2 separate regions of the Homo sapiens genome follow, and region 2 is linked to region 1. A link is a loop called in an ENCODE intact Hi-C map of the cell type or tissue named here. Cell type or tissue: IMR-90. All regions are shown on one strand. Links, peaks and the distances in the headings refer to the core of each region. The heading gives the core; the rest is flanking DNA.

Region 1 (6,460 bases), core at 2,443-4,942:
TTAGGTCAATCTGAATCCCAGAGTTAGGAATATTTCATTCTGCAGTCAGGATGTCCAAAGACCACTGCTTCTGTGATAGGGAACAAGGTATCCCAGTTGTGAGCTGGCAGCAGATGGGACATGACAGTGGCTGTATCCAGCTGTTGTTCTCCCCTCAGAGCTATAGCACACCAGGGATGAGCTCACCCACTCAAGGCTGGGAGCAAGAGCCATGTCCAGGGAAATCTGACTCTGGAAAGGAGAATGGAATGTGGCTGCGAGATTAATCGACAGTGGCAAGAAGAGTCTGAAGCTGGCTCGGGGACTGCTGGGGTGCTCAAGTCCTTCCTCTTGAGTCTAAGATGAATTCTGGGGAAAGCCAGTGCAATCTGTTGAAGTGATAGATGTTGAGAGCAAACCCATCTGGGGCTCATTACTGAGACACTCAGGACCTACCCTTCTTAGGGATTGTCAAATTCTCACCTCTGCATCATTTGCTTTATGGGGCTTTTCTCTTCCTTGCGTATATTTAAAAACATAAGCAGCTGAGGACAATCAGACATTTACTTTTCTATGAAAGCAAATGGGAAATCAGTAGAATAAGGCTTTGTAGAAATACCACCTGTGGCACAGGGAACACAGTTTACTTTGCAACAATGTGAATGATGAACCCAGAGAGTTCTGGGAATCAAAAACAGAGTCTCACTTCATCTTCGCCATCATGGGAGGAGAGGGATGGGAAGCAGATGTTCAGAAAACATTAGAATCATTAAAAAGGCCAGTGAGGGGTTTATATGCAGAGGTGTTTCTGTGAGTTGTTCTGTTTTTGTTTGTTTGTTTCCCACGGAAAGCGAGAAAGCATCATGGGAACATGTCTTCATCTTTCTCTTTAATGGCTGAACCCAACCCAGGCTCCCTGTTATATACAAGTCACAATAAGAAGACAATGTTGTTCTTATGACAGTCTTTTTCTGGAAGTTCAAAGTGTCTTATTCATTAGTCTATGATGCCTATCTCTAATGCTATGTGTGGAATAGAAGAACCTCATTAGATTGTGGGTAGGAGGATGTAAGGTTGTTATAATCAGTAAAAATGCTAATTTATTTTATTTTTGAGACAGAGTCTCACTCTGTCATCCAGGCTGGAGTGTAATGGGAACGTTCTCAGCTCACTGCAACCTCCGCCTCCTGGGCTCAAGTGATTATCCTGCCTCACCCTCCCAAGTAGCTGGGACTACAGGCGTGTACCACCACAACCGGCTAACTTTTGTGTTTTTTGTAGAGGTGGGGTTTCACCACGTTGCTCAGGCTGGTCTTGAACTCCTGGGCTCAAGCAATCCTCACACCTCGGTTTCCCAAAGTGCTGGGATTATAGGCGTGAGCCACCACACTGGCTGCTAATATTTACTAATGCCTACAAATCCTTCAACATTCTCCCTACCTCCACATCATCATCATTCTCTGAGCCATGACTTTTGTGGTTCAATGGACGTCTGCAGCCACCTCCTAACTGCTTAACCTGCATTCACCCTGCCAGCCTCCTGTCTGCGCTCTGCAGGGCAGACCGAGAGGCCTTCTTATAAAGCAAATCCAATGATAGCAGTCCTCAGCTGAAGACCCTTCAATGACTTCCCGCTGCACTTAAAGATCAAAACATTAAGTAAGCATGCTTACAAGGCCCTTTAGGGTGGGCCCCAGCCACCCTCACTGGCTTCATCTCACATCATACTCTTCTCCTTCTGCCACCCCATATATTGGCCGCATTTCCATCGTGCATACTGCAGGCTTGCGCCTGCCAGGGGGCCTCTGAGTAAGTTCTTCACTCTGGACTCTCTTTAACATGCTCTTCAGCTGTTAAGCCCTACTCATCTGCAACTGCTCACCATTTCTGCAGGAAAGCATCTCTCTTTGTGAAGGACAGACACTCAGCTATCTTTACTAATAAAACCATATCTATAACACACACAACCTCGAAATCACACAAAGGTATGCACGGCGATTTCTACTTTATAAAAGTCTCTCTCTCTGCCTGTCCTGTGCTGTCCCCAAATACTCCCTCCTTTCCCCACCCTATCACCTCTCAGAATCACAAAAGTCAGAGGAAATTTTACCTATTTTCGTGTCCTTGCAGCTGAAGTGGTTGAGGTGGTGCTGGCTGGGCGATGGGGCTGTTGGGGGTGGCTGGGCTTGGCTGGGCCAGGGGACTCTGCTGTGCCAGGGGACTCTGCTGCGCCATGGGACTCTGCTTCTCTGAGCTGGGTGCCGAGGTGGGGCTGTTGAGCTCTGCGATGGAGAACCAAAGCGGCAGATGCAGTCAGGTTAGTGTTGATAAGGGGAAAGAAGTGACTAGAGGCAGTGACTTTGCCTCTGCTGATGGCTCAGGCTTTGGTTATTTCCGTTTCTGCTAGGTTTTTAGATAGCAGGTTAATCTTATCAAGTTCTAATACCATTTCTGATATTTGTATTCTTTCATTAATGATCACTGCAGAACAAGGCTATGAACAGTATCTTGTCATTCTGCCAGAAGAAAAGATTACCAAAAAACCTCATAAAACTATGAAAAAAATTATTCAAAGGACTAAGCTCTAAAACATACTCTATTTTTGCAGCATCGCTTGCTGAGAGAAAATGGATCCGCCACCAGTTTTTGCTTGTAATAAACAGCCTGAAGAGTCTTCCAAAGTGTGGATAAGGAATGAACCATAAAAAGAAAAATGTTTTTTACAATCTTTTCCTCATCCCTTGTCAGTCTTATTGCCTCATAGCCCACTGGACTCCACACTTTTCCAGAAAGAAGAAAGAACCCTGGACACAGGAAGAGTCACAAAACTATTCTATTAAATAATTGCTTCTGGAATTCTTTGCTAATAACATCAAATTTTCAACTGAAATTGACTCTATATATTGGAATAAGGGCCCAACAGACACATTCCAGACTCAGAAAACTGAGAAGCGTTTAGATTTTCAGCGAGCAATCTTGTTTGCAGTTAATTTCCATTGAATAGCTTATACATGTTGGTGTCTGGAGATAGTAGGTTATAAAGCAGCATGGCCATTTTCTTTTCTCTCTCTCTTTTTTTGATTGGGTAAGAAAAGGGAGGTGATCTATTAGCATTCCCCTATGAACTCTTCTTCCCCCCCCTTTTTTCCCCACAGTCCAAATCTTTTAATTCCTTCTCCATTTATATCAGGGTTTCCCAGACTCAGCACTGTTGGCATTTTGGGTGGGGTAATTCTTTCCTGTGGACGGCTGTCCTGTGCATTTTAGGATAGTTGGCAGCATCCCTGGCCTCCACCCCCTAGATGCCAGCAGCATGCCCACCTCAATCAAGACAGTCAAAAATGCCTCCAGACTTTACCAAATGTCCCTTGGGGGGACAAAACCACCCCCGTTGAGAACTACTGTTTTATATTTAAAGTCAAGTGGCTGTTTAGCCATTTGCTGCCTACATGTCAGATAATCCTAAAATGGAATTGGGGGCTGAATAAAACAGAGGGTACCAAGTTGAGTGAGCCCATCAGCCTCTGTGTGGGACACTCATCAGTGAGCTCCAGAAATGGAATTCTTCAATATCGTTGATGAGTCAGCAGCCAGAAACTAGTCATGAACCCACTGTCTCTGGAAATGGTGAATTTTTGGTGCAGTGATGTTCACAGCTCCATGACCCCTTAGGGCATGGTTATGAATTGTGATGTTCACTACTCTTTTGAGCCTCAGGGGGGAGTCCTTGTACAGACAAATTCAAAAGGCTCAGTGGGAATTTTAAATTCTTATCAGATGCAACATTTTCTAAATGAGCTCTCCTTATACCACAAAACTTCACGTTTTCAAAATCAATCTGACTTTGAGGAATCCTCTAGAGATTTACTGTTAACATAAATTTTTTTTTTCAGATTTGTAACTCTGTCACCTCTGTTGAATGAATTCTGACTTAATATAACCATAAAAGTGGGGGCCCACAGGGAATGATTGAATAACCTGGCGTCTTGGAATTCACACTATTTAGCCTGCAATGTCACATAGCTTGACCTCTGAATGAAACAGGTACTGAGTAAACAAGATATGGATTGCAACTGAGTGTGAGTTTTTGCAAAAGTGGAAATAATAATCAACCTCTGACACTCTGACACCACAGTGACGGCAGGCAGGTGCACTCCGCGACCCTGGCGGGCAGGCTGAGAACACCCGGTGAGTGTGTCCATGTGTTGGCCGCCTCTCTGCAAGGCTGCCTCAGGCACTCACCCTCCTGAGGAATGATGCGAAGGGTGACACTAAGACCTGCATCCTTGATGAGCTTCACGATGTCAGCGTGAGGCATGTTGATGATAGACTGGCCATTCACTGCTAGGATCCGGTCTCCCACTTTTAGTTTTGCACAGCGATCTGCAGGACTCCCATCAATGATGCGTCCGATTTTATGGGGCACAGCTAAAAAAACCCCAACAGAAATAGGTATCAGGGACATCACCAATACATGTTCTTTCAGTCCCAGCCCCAAAGGAAACAATGAAATGTCAGAATTCCTTCCTTCGTCAGTGTATTTGCCTTTTGAAATCACACTAATTTCTATCAAATGGGGTCCTGTGCATACTACTGAGACCAAAGTTTCTAAATTCAAGTCCTTTGCAGTGATAGGCCAATTCCAAACACAGACCAGGGGTTCTCAAACTTTGGGGTGATCATAATTAACCTAGAGTTAAAAAGACAGCTATTTGGGCCTTACTGGGGACTGTCTGAGTTAGAATGTCCAGGCAGGAGGCGAGGACCATGAATTTCTAAGAAGCTCCTAGGGAGATTCCAATATATATGAGTGTTTGAGGACCACATAGAACTTTGTGCCCCATGAGCTCATATTCTAGGGACAATAATCAATAATTTAAGAAAGCTACAATAAATGCCAGAAATTCAATTTCTATCCTTTTATTATTTTATTGAGAGGAGAAAACAAGGAAGGAAAGAAATATGTGTTAAATGGGTAGTAGCCACTTGGTAAAGAAGTTATAACCACCTTCCCACTCATGTACTAAGCTATAAAGGTTGGTGTGTTGTCACATCTTACCTCTTCTTTTTGATTTACTTTTACATGGTGCTGATATCTTGCTAATGTCTGATACATAATGCATTTATTCAAATCTACAATGCCATGGATGGTAAGACACACCTTTATTTTATATGCCACGGGAAAAAAAATAAAAAGAAACACTGCTAACTAAATAATGATGCTCCATTGATTATAAGATGCTCTCCAACTGTCAAAATATTAAAATATAAAAATGTTTAGGATTGGTAAAATGTTATACGTCTTTTAAAAACAATGTACACTTCTTTTCTTTCTTTCTTCTTTTTTTTTTTTTTGAGATGGAGTCTCACTCTGTCGCCCAGGCTGGAGTGCAGTGGCGCGATCCTGGCTCACTGCAAGCTCTGCCTGCCTCCTGGGTTCACGCCATTCTCCTGCCTCAGCTTCCCGAGTAGCTGGGACTACAGGCGCCCGCGACCACGCCTGGCTAATTTTTTTGTATTTTTAGTAGAGTCGGGGTTTCACCGTGTTAGCCAGGATGGTCTCGATCTCCTGACCTCATGATCCGCCTGCCTCGGCCTCCCAAAGTGCTGGGGTTACAGGCTTGAGCCACCATGCTCGGCCTATTTTCTTTTTACTGTTTATTTATATGTGTGAGGAGAGCCACACACATGGGAATACAGATTTTTCCTAGAAGGTTGACTTCAGTGTAAATGTTTAAGTACCTACCAAGATAACTATTTATGGGGTGGACATCAATAGTATACCCTGTGTAAACCCCCTCAAGGAGTTTACCAAACTAGAAGCCTATTCCCTTTCCATTCTCCCTTCAAGACTGTGAGCCCCAGCTCAGAAACCTGTCAATAACTCTGTGTTGTTGCTCTCCCTATGGAATCAGGTACTGCTTTGATCTGTAGAAATATGCAAAAACACAACCCACCATTCAGTATGTTTCAGGGATGTCTAGTCCTTGAACTCTCAATCTTGCACATGCTTTACAGCGAAAGGCAGAACATTAGCTAATAACCATGGCAAGGAAGGACAATTAGTGATTTAATGAGCCAGTACCTTGTTCATTCTTCTATTGTGAAAGGTTATAGATAGCATATGAAAATATTGGCTGAGCCTGTGTCCCTGAAGTGAAACTCATCATGTTGGAAACTAAAACATGTTTTTATATACCATAAGCACTAATGGCTTCAATTAAGAACACCTTACATAGAGCATGCTAATGATCATCTTAGAATCTTAGGACAATCAATGTTTTTTCAAGTAGAAATATAAGAACTCATTAATTTACTGACTTTAAAAAAATGATGTAGGCATTGCAAGGTATTTAGGGTTGCAATTATAATTAGGGTGAACTTTAGTTCCTGTTTTTGCCCCCTTTCATGTTCAACAGTGTCTCGGAATGAATGGTTCATCAATGATTTGGTCTCCCTGGCCATAATGTGTATATTGTTA
Region 2 (6,460 bases), core at 1,606-4,105, 88 kb after region 1:
GACCTCTGCTACTTACACTAAGTGCCCCTCACTTCTCTCTCAACGATTCCCTCACTCATTCATTTACTTATTCATCATTAAATGCATATTGATTGAATGGCTACTGCAGGCCCAGCACTGTCTATCTGGACAGCTTACCAAGACAAAGGTATGACTTCATTTTGCTGAATCTGCTACACCTGCTTCCTCCATCTGCACCCACTTTTCTCTTCTCACTGAGGCATTCTCCTGGGTTGAGTTCATTTTATCCTCAGGGCCTCTCGTACTACTGAAAACATCTAATCTCCTTCTAAATCAGCCTTGTCCTTCCCCCCCACCGATGTCAAGACCAACTGTTCAGCTGTATTTACACTGACTATTCTACAGGGCCCACAGACTCACATCCAATAATGAATGTAATCTCTTCCCCCACAACTTGCCCTTCTCCAACAGTCATGGTGCTATAGCAAACCATTCTCCAATCCAGAAACCTGGGGCTCATTGCAAATTTGTCCATTCCATCCTCCCTTTCACATTCTGTCATTCCTTGATGTCGCTGGTATTGACCTCTTCTCTCGACTCTTGCTTCCTACTATTTGATTCAGAGCCCCAGTACCTCAGAACTTCTTGCCTATAGTACTGTAAATGACTTCTAACTATTCCTTCCTTTCCTCTATTCCTGTCCTGCCCAATCCATTCTTTCCATTGCTGCTAGAGGAATCTTTGTAAGGCACAAATTTGAGCATAGTACTTCTCTTTTCTTCTATAGTGGTGTCCTATTTGCTGCAGAATGGAGTCCAAACTCCTTATTATACAACCTACTCCATGACCTGGCCCTGCCTGCAGCTCCAGCCCCACTGCTTACAAAGTTCCACCTCAGAGCCCTCTGTCTGTCTGCCCCACTCCATTTGCAGCTCTCAGAACACCTGGGCTGTGTGACAACTCTATCTTTGCCCTGCTGGGCCCATTTCTACCTAGAACTCCTACCCCATCCTGATTGCCTGGCACGAAGTTACCTCTTTATAATTCTTATCTCATGCACCACCTCTGAAATGCTGTCACCACTCTTTCTCTTCCTGGTAGAACTGACCAATCTTGCCGTGTCCCCCCACCCATGGTACCCTGGCTGCACTCTCATCACAGCACCTGGAACACACCAGGACACTTCATTGTTATGTGCCTTGGGCTAAGTAGATTATAAGCTTCTTGAGGGCAGGGGCAACATCCTGTTTGTCTTTGCATCCCCAGTGCCTACCAAAGTGACATGTATGTAAAGAATGCTTGCTAAGTAAATAACAGGGCTATTTATCCTGAAAGGGAATTCTGTAGTTTGATACTTTGGTTTTTTAAAAATTATTTTTGTTAGTTTGATCAGTATATTCTATTTCCCTTTAACGGAAGATAAAACCAGCTTATATTTTAGCATAAGACACACATTAAGTAACTTGACCATGAGAAAAATAATAGAGTGGACTGGAGCAAACATTTGCCCAAACGCATCCATTTTTACAGAGGTGGAAGCGGAGCAATTTAATGATGTACCATGAAATCACGTCAATAATTAATGGCAGAATTGGGACAATATTCCTGTTCAGTACCTTATTGTCCTGCTGTGTTAGGAAAACAAACTTTATTGAGCTTTGACTGTGTGCCAGGCACTGCTTTGGTCATTTGTAGACATTTTATGCCATAATCTCAGCAGATAGGTGCAGCTGCCGGGTTTACAACCCATATGTTGTGTTTACCCCTCCCACCTCTCTAAGGCTACCGTACCTGTACTGAGCACACACGTTTCTTCCTTGGCTCACTATGCCATGTTGCCAGGTCACTTTTCTGATCTTTAGCATGTCATGAATTTCCTCCTGAGCCTTCCTGGATTCTTGAGCTTGACTATGCTAACTCCCCTCTAAAGTCTCCTCTTTCCCATCTATGGCTTTGTCAGATTTAAATTCCCAGGACAGGTTCAACAGTCTATTTTTCCTTTGCTAGTGTATTCTGGCCTCTCTTGTGGCTTTCTCATCAGGATGACTGCTCCCCACATGGCAGACCCTTAGTTCTCTTCCGCCTGTTGTCCAACTTTTCCATTTACTCATGAAGCAGCATTGTGCCCCAGACACCTCTTTCTCACTATGTGAAAACCATCAAAGGGTTTATTGTCTCAAATTAACTTAGGTTGTGAGATCTCAGAACTGTTTAGAGAACTAGACTAACTTTATTGTTTAGAATGAAAAGATAATTATTTAGCATGATGCTGTGGGAAGCTGAGAGTGGCCAAAACTATGACCAAAAGGTGAAGAACAGAGTAAAAGTACAGACAGAGTAAAAGAGGACATTAAAGCAATGGCCAATTTGATATTTACAAAGATTTGGGGAAATCCATATCGCTCATATTATTTGCATATTCACATATTCAGAAAATGTGGACAATAGAATATTATTAATGACAGTTAGATAAAAACTTAATTTAAAAATACCAAGGCCAGGTGCAGTGGCTCACACCTATAATCCCAGCATTTTGAGAGGCTGAGGTGAAAGGATCGTTTAAAGCCAAGAGTTCAGGACCAGCCTAGGCAACTAGGCAACACAAGGAGACCTTGTCTCTATATTGCCTAGGCTGGTCTTGAACTCTTGGCCTTAAACGATCCTTTTGTTTAAAAAATAAGAACATTAGCTGGGCATTGTGGTGTGTGCTTATAGTCCTAGCTATTTAGGAGGCTAAGGTGGGAGGATCGCTTGAGCCCAGGAGTTTCAGGCTGTAGTGAGCTATGATTGCATGACTGTACTTCAGCCTGGGCGACAGAGCAAGATCTTGTCTCTTAAAAAATCAAATATGCAAAACATAGCTCTTTGAAAAGCGCTGGACATTCAGGAGAGATGAGAGGTTTATGCTGGGTTTAATATGTTGGGAATGCACATCATTCTGTGTCTTCTTACACAAGAATGTGCCTGAAATATGCCCCATTCCTCGAGGGTTTCAGTTTAGTAAACCACGTGTTTTATGGGATAGCAAAAAATTGATGTTGATTTTTCTCTTCAGCAGCTGTTTCAACTCCTGTACACAATCTATCAGTAAGTTCTCTAGCTTGCCAGCTTCATGAGCTCTATGGAGAAAAATAACACAGAACAAGGAAAAATGAAAAACTGCAAACAATAAGTCACATTTCCTGGGTCCTTATTCTGGCAGGCACTTCACATCATGCCATTTAATCCTCACAACAACCACGTGAAGTAGGTTCTCTTAGCATCCCATTTTACAAATGAAGTAACTGCAGATTTAGAGATGAAAAGTAACTTACCCCCAGTCACACAGTCACTAGGTGGCAGAGCTAGGATTTTAAAACTACTTTTGAACCTAAGGTTCTTAATCATTGTTTGTTTTACTGCCCCCAAACACAGTAGGGTTTGAAAATGGCCAAGTGTGAATCTATGAAGGCCCCATCTCTGATTGCTAAGAAAACTAACAGTCACTTTATGTAGAGTCCAAGCTTTGCCATCTGATGCTTCTTAACACATAGGTCCTGTACTGTTGCAGGAAACTTCATGAGCTAACAAATGAAAAGCCAGAAAAGAGAATTTCCTTAGATTAAGAGGGAATTTATACCCAGAACATGGATATTTCTCAAGCCAAAAGGAAAACCAAATAATTAACACTGAGTGAAAAGTGTAATGAAAAGCAAAAATCAAATCAAACCACACCCATAAAAGTTACCCAGGGCTGAAGAGATAAATCAGAAAATAAACAGAAGAAAAATTGTCTCCCTCATGAAACATGGTTATGGGGGGATACTCTGAACAACACAGCTGTCAATATTTCTGTGGATCATAAATAGCCTCTCAATTGTCTGGGCAGTCAAAGGTGAACTGCTCCTGTCTCTGTCTGTTCATACCACAGTTTCTAGGTGTGCGGGTATCACACCTGGGCTTTCATCTTTTAAGACTTTTGAGTTCTAAGCCTGTATGTTTCTTCCTTTACATCAGTCTTCCTTTTAGGAAGATTAGAAAAACATGTATGTTTTCTCACTTTGTTCCCCAGACCATTTGTTCTTTCATTTTTCTTAAAATGCTCTCCACTTTTAAGAGCTTTCTGTACTAAAAAAAAAGTGCTCTCACATACTTGACCTACAGGTTTGAAGAACCACCCAGAGATATATTTAAGAGTTAGCTTTGAGATTTCTGAAAATAGAAATTATATTCTTAAAGTACTTGTAAAGAGGGAAGACATAAATAGTGGTGACAGCAATCCAATTTAGGGGAGAGGATAACTACCTCAAAAGTTCTGAAACTTTAAAGAAATATTAACAAGTTATGTTATCAAATAGTTCAAAGAAATAGTAACCAATAAACTGAAAATTTCAAAATATTAATATACTAAATAATCAAAAATAACCATTAAAAATGTTGATAAGGACTTAACAAGATAATTTACCTCACCAAAACCATTTACTGTAATGCCACAAGCCTCCCTATTTTATGATTTATGGCCAATATTTTATACTGCCCCTTTTTTTTCACAATGAAAACAGATTTATGGTATAAAAGCTAGTAGAAACCCAGAAGAGAATTTATGCATTTTTGAATCCAAAACTAAAAAGGGAACAGATGAGTATAAAATATCACTATTATATTCATCATCATTATTGTCTATTTTTATTAAAGCCACTGCTTTTCCCAGGCATGTAGGGCACTTTTAAAATAAAATTGCTCCATGTTTAAGCTTACCGACTTGGTACAATTGACTTGCAGAAGCAATTGCTCTCCTGAACATTTATTATCCCTTGGACCAAAATCATGTAAAGCCTTGGACTGCTTGATTCAAAGGCAAATGTTAGGGTAACGCTTTCTCATTCTCAATTCTACAGAGTACGTAGATTTCATTGTGAAATAGAATGGTTTGTTCAGTTGGCATTTTTGGAGTTTTGGATTGATTTGCCTCATCTGGGAATTGGAGTACAGGAGCAATGAACAATGTAGAATTTATGCAGAAACCAAACATTTTATTTATTTTATTTTCTTTAGGATGATTAAAAGTAAAGTTTTTACCTATGTGACTTGTGAGGTGAGTTATCAGGTTGTGTGGGAAAAAAGCTCTCCACTCGTTAGTCTTCGTACTCACTTAGTTTTACACAGTGAGTTATAAGTGCTCTTTTTTTGACCAGGCGCGGTGGCTCATGCCTATAATCCCAGCACTTTGGGAGGCTGCGGTGGACAGATCACTTGAGGTCAGGAGTTTGAGACTAGCCTGGCCACCATGGGGAAACCCTGTCTCTGCTGAAAACACAAAGATTAGCCGGGCATGGTGGCGTGTGCCTGTGGTCCCAACTACTTGGGAGGCTGACGCAGGGGGATGGCTTGAGCCCAGGAGGTGGAGGTCGCAGTGAGCCAAGATCAAGCCACCACATTCCAGCCTGGGCAACAGAGTGAGACTCTGTCTCAACAACAACAACAGCAACAACAACGTAAATTTTTTTTTTTTTTTTTCACCAAATAGTTCCCCTTTTTGTTTTGGAGGAAGTGTATCAGGTAAATAACAGACAGTTTTCCACCTTTGTCCTATTTCAACAGTCTCCATTCCCACCAAGGAAAAGCCTCACGGTGAATGGCATTTTTGGAAGTCCATGTCTCTACCGTCACTCAGCATCAAGTCACTGAAGATGCTGGGCATTCCTCCATGTTCTCAGGACCCCAGACTGTCATTCCCAGCAGAGAAATAGGTCCTGAGGTCTGGCTGCTACCCCCGCCTTCCCTCTGCTCACCTCACCTCCAACTTACACAGAATTGGCTCTGCTGGCCCAGTCCCTGCAGATATCCTGGAAGCAAACTACCTGCCGGCCTGGCTTCTGCACACTGCTTCCCTGGAGTCTTTCTTTGGGATACTGCACAAACTGCTGTAAGACCCAAGGCTGATTACTCATCAGAGATCACTTGTCAGCTGCAGCAGCCTTTCAGCTTGAATTCTTACCCCCTTATTTTCTGAGATTCCAAGTTTTTGTTTATCCCCGTGAGCAGGTTGCCTCTCAGACCATTGCTAGAAACACTATGCCTTGGTTTATCGTCAGTAGAGCCAACCAAGATGATTGTCTAGTGAAGACCCTTCCCACATTTAATTTTTTTATTTATAGATAATTTTTTTTTTTGAGACAGGGTCTTGCTCTATTGATTAGACTGGAGGGCAGTGGCACAGTCACCATTCACTGCAGCCTTGGCCTCCTGGTCTTAGGTGATCCTCCTACCTCAGCCTCCCGAGTAGCCAGGACTACAGGCATATGCCAACATGCACCTGTATTTGTGTTTTTTGTAAAGATGGGGTTTTACCAGAAAAATGTTTTGAGCACTTACTATGTATCTGGCTCCATGTGTTCACATTTCTGCACCTCAGAGTTTTAGAAATAGAACTGCTTTAGGCACAGTTCCAAAAGCAAAATAGCCTGAATATTTGTTGGGGTGAGAGTGCTTCAAAACCAAGTCCATATTTGGCAAGGAC

Evidence for each region. Hi-C counts contacts between places; a loop is a spot of excess contacts. Peaks named below come from ENCODE experiments on the same cell type or tissue, not always from the same donor. Only the 100,000 strongest peaks of a DNase experiment are listed, where the experiment ranks them.
Region 2: it touches region 1 in a loop (4-fold over the local background); 13 of 110 quality-filtered maps call a loop at or near these places.

What each region holds. Positions count from the first base shown.
Region 1 is chr7:78,130,800-78,137,259 of GRCh38, forward strand. MAGI2 (membrane associated guanylate kinase, WW and PDZ domain containing 2) reads right to left here. Exons shown (of 22, transcript NM_012301.4): 17 at 4,222-4,407; 18 at 2,090-2,261. Among named protein-coding and RNA genes, the nearest start is that of DDX3ILA1, 140 kb to the left of the region's middle. RefSeq lists enhancers at 3,671-4,172, 4,173-4,672. In IMR-90, for the core only: a CTCF peak has its summit at 3,688; a DNase peak (open chromatin) is centred at 3,632.
Region 2 is chr7:78,219,255-78,225,714 of GRCh38, forward strand. The region is part of intron 10 of MAGI2 (membrane associated guanylate kinase, WW and PDZ domain containing 2); the gene reads right to left. Among named protein-coding and RNA genes, the nearest start is that of DDX3ILA1, 230 kb to the left of the region's middle. In IMR-90, for the core only: no CTCF peak of the experiment used is centred there; a DNase peak (open chromatin) is centred at 2,917; H3K27ac peaks cover 817 bases.